2 separate regions of the Homo sapiens genome follow, and region 2 is linked to region 1. The links are chromatin loops, found by intact Hi-C in ENCODE. Cell type or tissue: mammary epithelial cell. All regions are shown on one strand. Links, peaks and the distances in the headings refer to the core of each region. The heading gives the core; the rest is flanking DNA.

Region 1 (2,924 bases), core at 288-2,787:
AGACTTGAAAGCAGGCAGGAGGAATGTCCCTGCTGGGGCAGCCCTGCAAGGCAACAATCCCATGAGTGCCAGAAGGAGTCTGCTGGAGCCAAAACACCTGTCACGTGTCCATGGGATCAGGTTAGATAACTGCCAGTCACTCAAGACAGCTGGGAGCACTTTCATGCTGAGTGGCATCTGAGGCTCCAGGGAGATTGAGTGGAGGTGTCACGTGCGATAGTTCACTGGAGCTGTTCTGATGAAAAGGGATGTGAGAAGGGCAAGAGGTGAAGTGGAGAGACCTGTTAGGAGGCGACTGCAACAGGTGGAGCTGGGAGCTGACGGTTGTGAGGGTGCAGATGACAAAGGGCAGATGGACTTCACATCTATTGGGGTAGAATTGATGCTGTGTTCATGAAGTTCCGGGGAAGAATCAGGGAAGACGTCCAGGTTACTGAGTTGAGCACCTGGAGTTGGGGATAGATGCACACAGGTTTAGGAATTACAGGTGGTAGGAATCACGACTCGAGCTTTCCATTTGGGACATGGGAACCATAAGACCTCCAAGGAGAGGTGGCAGGGAACCTTTACAGGAAAAACTATATAGAAGGGATGTGACAGAGCTTTGGAAGTTGATAGCATATGGAGACTACTTAAAGCTCTGTGTGTGTATTTCTGCGTTCACCTAGGGAGAAAAATAACTTCCCCCCAGTCCCTCCTATAATTTGAAGTGCCATGGGAGAGGGAGAAGATGAAAGACGGGGCAGGAGGTGTTTTGGGAGGAAACTTGTCAGTCATGTATTGTCCAGGCACTTGGCTACCGATGTGGCTGGAAGCTGCAAGGTCAGGTGAGGTGAGTGACCTTGGTGAGCATCTCCCACATACTGATGGGCTTGGAATGGGTGGCACAGGGAGTGGGAAGTAAGGAAGAGAGAAGAGCAGGGCGTGGTCCACTGAGTTTGTGGAAATTGTGCTTAGTGAGTGGATTTGTCAGGTGGTTCAAACATGTTAAACCTCAGCAGTCGTATGTGTTTTTAATTAATGGAGAGGAGGGGCACTGTCGTTTATTAGCACCCGTGCTGACTTTTGCTTGCCATACTTGTTCCTTGAGTTTACTTGGCAGCATCCACTCCATATGAACTGATGACGACAAATAATAGGCTTGAAGTTGCCCACTGTACTGTGTTATCCCCAGAGAGTGGAAAGGTTTTAAGCTGTTATTAATTTCTAGTACCGAAACAGAACATTATTTTAACGTTTTATTACTTGAACCAAAAAAAAAGACTAAAACTGTAAACACAAAAATGAACACTTTTCAGCCTGGAGTTAGATGAGGCTTTCAACTGGTGCTTGGCGGCTCAAGCTGGTTCCCCTGCAGCTTGATAAGCCTTTCAGTGCAGAGGTAAGCAGGAGACACTGAATCAGGCTGCGCTGGGCAAAGGCAGAGATTCTCGGAGCGTCTGCACATGATGGTATTTGCGTGGGAAGCCAGGGCAGCAGTGAAGAGGGTGAAAATGGTCAACAGAGTGTGGACGGACAGCAAGATGATTACACACTTCGGAGTGTCATTTTTCACAGAGAAAGTACTCTGTTACATTGTTTGTTTTTTAAAATAGGATGTGGCAGTGTAATTCAGCAAGTTCAATATTTAAGGAACATGAAATAGAAATAAATTCATACCTGGACTTGGAAAGAACTGCACTGTAGCCATTAGAGGGCACTGTAGACTCACCCATGAACAAACCATCCGGAAGAGACAGGGAACCTTAACTGGAGAGGTCGTCTGGGTGCAGAATTTGGCGCTCTGAGAGCCTTTCTATCAGGGAAGCATTTCCATTCACGTTTGGGGTGTTCCTTGCACTTCCTAGGGCCATTATTAATAAGTAAATGGGGAAAATGTGTGGATAGAATAACATGTAAAGTTCGTGTTTAAGAGCACATTTCAAAAAAGAAAAAAGCAAATACTTAAGTCCTTTGATCAAAAAACAACAAGAAGAAAGGGAAGGAAGGGAGAAAGAAGAAAAGAAAGAGAAAGAGAAAAAGAAAGGAAGGAAAGAGGAAAGAAAAAGAGAAAGAAAAAAAGAGAAAGGAAAGAGAAGGAAGGAGGGAGGGAAGGAAGGAAGGAAGGAAGGAAGGAAGGAAGGAAGGAAGGAGGGAGGGAGGGAGGGAGGGAGGGAAGGAAGGAAGGAAGGAAGGAAGGAAGGAAGGGAAGGAAGGAAGGAGAAAGACAAGCAAGTGACCAGGTGAGTAATTGGTAGTGGCAGTGAAGTGAATGGCAGGTTGTGTCACTCTCCTCTGATGAACTGGCAGGCAAAGAAACTAGTCAATTAAGTCATCCTGCCCACATTGAACATTACTTTTTTCAAGCATCCCTGACGCATTATCTTGTGTAGAACCATATTACAAAGAATTTATAGTGCGAATAGAGCTCACACCTGGAAATCTAATCAACCGCCCTCATTAAGACTTAGGATGCAACAATGTTTCAATGAGGGGTGTTTTAAAAATTTAGGAGAAAGTTGAAAAAGTCAGATCTATAAACTTGTAAATGCTTTCCTCTCTTGCTTGCTTCCATCTACCTGACGCTTTCTCAAGGAAATTCAGAGTGCATAATTGTGAAACAAGAAGTTCATTTTCTTGCCCCTCCAAGGGGAATTTTGAGGAATTAAAGCGCCCTCACTGTATTGTAGTCAGTTTGTTTTGCACAACGAAATAGGTTCTGATGACAGAGGCAAAAACAGAAGTGTGAGTGAAGAGCCATAAAAATGATATAATTCAGTTTTCTATGAAAATGAATGCTTTTGCTTGCTTTCATGAAGAACTTTGTGTTTTTGTGAAGGACGTTAGTACCTTGGAATGCCTTGGCTCAGGCCACCTTGTCTTCCAAAGCACACAAGATGTGTCTCATCAGGGTGTCAAGGTGCCAGCGTTCACCCTGGAGCCCA
Region 2 (2,924 bases), core at 131-2,630, 800 kb after region 1:
TAGGCATGTGTTTATTAAAGAAATTGAATAAATAACTTATAGCCTTCCTAAAAAGAAAGTACTATACCAGATGTTTTCACCAGTAAATTCTAACAAACATTTCAAGAAATAATACTAATTCTTTACAATATCTTCCAAAAAAATAAAAGCAGAGGGAACATTTCCTAACTCAGGTATGAGGCCAGATTACCTTAATACCTAAATCAGATAAAGATGTGAAATGAAAGGAAAACTATAGACTGATATCTCTCATAAATATATATGAAAAACTTCAACAAAATATTAGGAAATCAAATCCATCGAAGTACAAAAAGAATTATACATCCCAACCAAGTGGGATGTATTTAAAACATTCAAGGCTGGTTCAAGACTCAAAAATAAAAAAAAATCAATGTAACCCTCCATATCAACAAGCTAAAGAAAAGAAATAATTTGATCAAATCAATCAACACAGAGAAAGGCATTTAACAAAATCCAACACCCATTTATCATAAAACTCTTAGCAAACTAGAAACAGAGAGGACATCATCAACTTGATAAAAAAGTTATTAAAAGCTGAAAGCTAATATCATATTTAAAGAAAACAGAGTGGAATCTTCCCCCTCAAAATCAGGAACAAGGCAACAATGTCCTCTCTCACCATTCCTATTCAACATTGTGCTAGAAGTTTTACCTGGTGCAATAAAAATAGAAAAAGGAAGAAATGTATATGGATTAGAAAGAAAGAAGTAAAACTGTCTTTAGTCACAGATATAATCTTTTATGTAGAAAAGTCCAATTAAAAACACTTCTGGAACTAATAAATATGTATAACAAGGTCTCAAAAGTCAATTGCTTTCTTTTATACCAGAAATTTAAAAATTAGCATTTGAAATTAGAAAAGAAAATACTGAGATGCTTAATTTTATGTGTCAGCTTGACTGAGCCACAGTGCCCAGATATCTGGTCAAACATTCTAGACTTTCTTGTGAAAGTATTTTTTTGGATTAACATTTAAACGGATAGAATTCGAGTAAAGACAATTACCCTCTATAATGTGGGTGGGCTTCATCCAATCAGATGAAGCATTCAGTAGAACAAAGACTGGCCTTTCTCAAGCAAGAAAAAATTCTGCCAGCAGATGGCCTTTGGAGTCCAACTTCTACTCTTCCCTGGGTCTCCAGCCTGCTGCCTAACCTGCATATTTGCAGTTGCCAAGGCTTCACAATTATATGAGCCAATTTCTTTAAATCTTCCTGTCTCCCCACCCCAAACACACACACACACTCACACACATTGTCTCACACACGCACTCACACACAGAGATGATGATGTTTCTGTTTTTCTGTTTCTCTGGAGAACCCTAATACAAATACCATTTACAATAGCACAAAAAATGAAATGATTAGGTATAACTATAACAAAAATATGTATAGGATATGAATGCAGAAAACTATGAAATGCTGATGAAATCAAAAACTAAATAAATGGACAGATATTCCATGTTCATGGATAGGAAGACAATATTGTCAAGATGTCAGTTCTTTCCAACTTGATCCACAGATTCAAGACAATCCAGACTTTACTGGACTACTTTGTAGGCATCAATAAACTAATTTTAAAGTGTGTATCAAATGGCAAAATAGTTAGATCACACAACACTAAAGAAGGAGTAGGAGAAGAAGAAGGAGGAGGAAGAACAATAAAGCTGAAGGACTCACAGTGCTCTATTTCAAGACTTACTATTAAGCTACAGTAATCAAAACCTAGTGTTGGCAAAAATAAATAAATAGGTCAATGTAACTAAATAGTCCATAAATAGAGCCACACAGATATAGTTAACTGATCTTTGATAAAGGAGCAAAGGCAATTCCATATAGAAAAGACAGTTTTTTTTAACAATTGTGCTAGAAAACTTGGATGTCAATATGAAAATAAAACCCTAGCCCTTACACATGTCACAAAAAATTAACTCAAAATTGACCATATACCTAAATGTAAAACACGAAGCTATAAAACTTCTGGAAGAAATGACGAGAGAAAAAACTATAAGACCTGGCTTTTTTGAGGTGGTTTTATATACAACATGAAATGATAATCCATGAAAGTAAATTGAACTGATAACTTGGAATTTATTAAAATTTAAAACTGCTATGTAAAAGATACTTATGAAAATAAAAATACAAACCACAGAATGGGAGAAACTATTTGCAAAACATATCTGTTAAAAGACTTGTATTCAAAATATACAAAGAAACTTAAAACTCAACAATGAAAAGAGAAATAACCCAACTTTTCTTTTTTAGATTCATGGGGTACACATGCAAGTTTGTTACATAGGTATATTGTATGGTGTTGAGGTTTCGGCTTCTAATGATCCTGTTAGCCAAGTAGCAAACATAATACACAATAGATAGTTTTTCAATCCTGTCCCCCCATTTCCCCTTTTTGGAATCCCCAGTATTTATTGTTCTCATCTTTGTGTCTATGTGTACCCAATGTTTAGCTCCTCTGTAAAAGTGAAAACATGCAATATTTGGTTTTCTGTTTCTGTACTAGTTTGCTTGTGATAATGGCCCCAGCTGCATACATGTTGCTGCAAAAGATATGATTTTATTATTTTCATAGCTATGTAGTATTCCATGGTGTATATGTACCACATTTTCTTTATCCAATCCGCCATTGTTTGGTATCTGTGTTGATTCCATATCTTTGCTATTGTGAATAGTGCTATGATAAACATGCAAGTGCAGGTGTCTTTTTGATGGAACAATTTATTTTTCTTGGGGTATATACTGAGTAATGGAATTGCTGGGTTGAATAATAATTCTAGTTTTACTTCCTTGAGAAATCTCCAAACTGCTTTCCACAGAGGCTGAACGACTTTGTATTCCCACCAACAGTGTGTAAGAGTTCCCGTTTCTCCACAGCCTCATCAACATCTG

The links. Hi-C counts contacts between places; a loop is a spot of excess contacts. Peaks named below come from ENCODE experiments on the same cell type or tissue, not always from the same donor. Only the 100,000 strongest peaks of a DNase experiment are listed, where the experiment ranks them.
Region 2: it touches region 1 in a loop (16-fold over the local background); 10 of 110 quality-filtered maps call a loop at or near these places.

Annotation. Positions count from the first base shown.
Region 1 is chr5:5,490,852-5,493,775 of GRCh38, forward strand. No RefSeq gene overlaps it. Among named protein-coding and RNA genes, the nearest start is that of ICE1, 70 kb to the left of the region's middle. In mammary epithelial cell, for the core only: a CTCF peak has its summit at 1,702 (motif pointing right); no DNase peak of the experiment used is centred there.
Region 2 is chr5:6,291,058-6,293,981 of GRCh38, forward strand. No RefSeq gene overlaps it. Among named protein-coding and RNA genes, the nearest start is that of LINC02145, 45 kb to the right of the region's middle. In mammary epithelial cell, for the core only: a CTCF peak has its summit at 1,125 (motif pointing right); no DNase peak of the experiment used is centred there.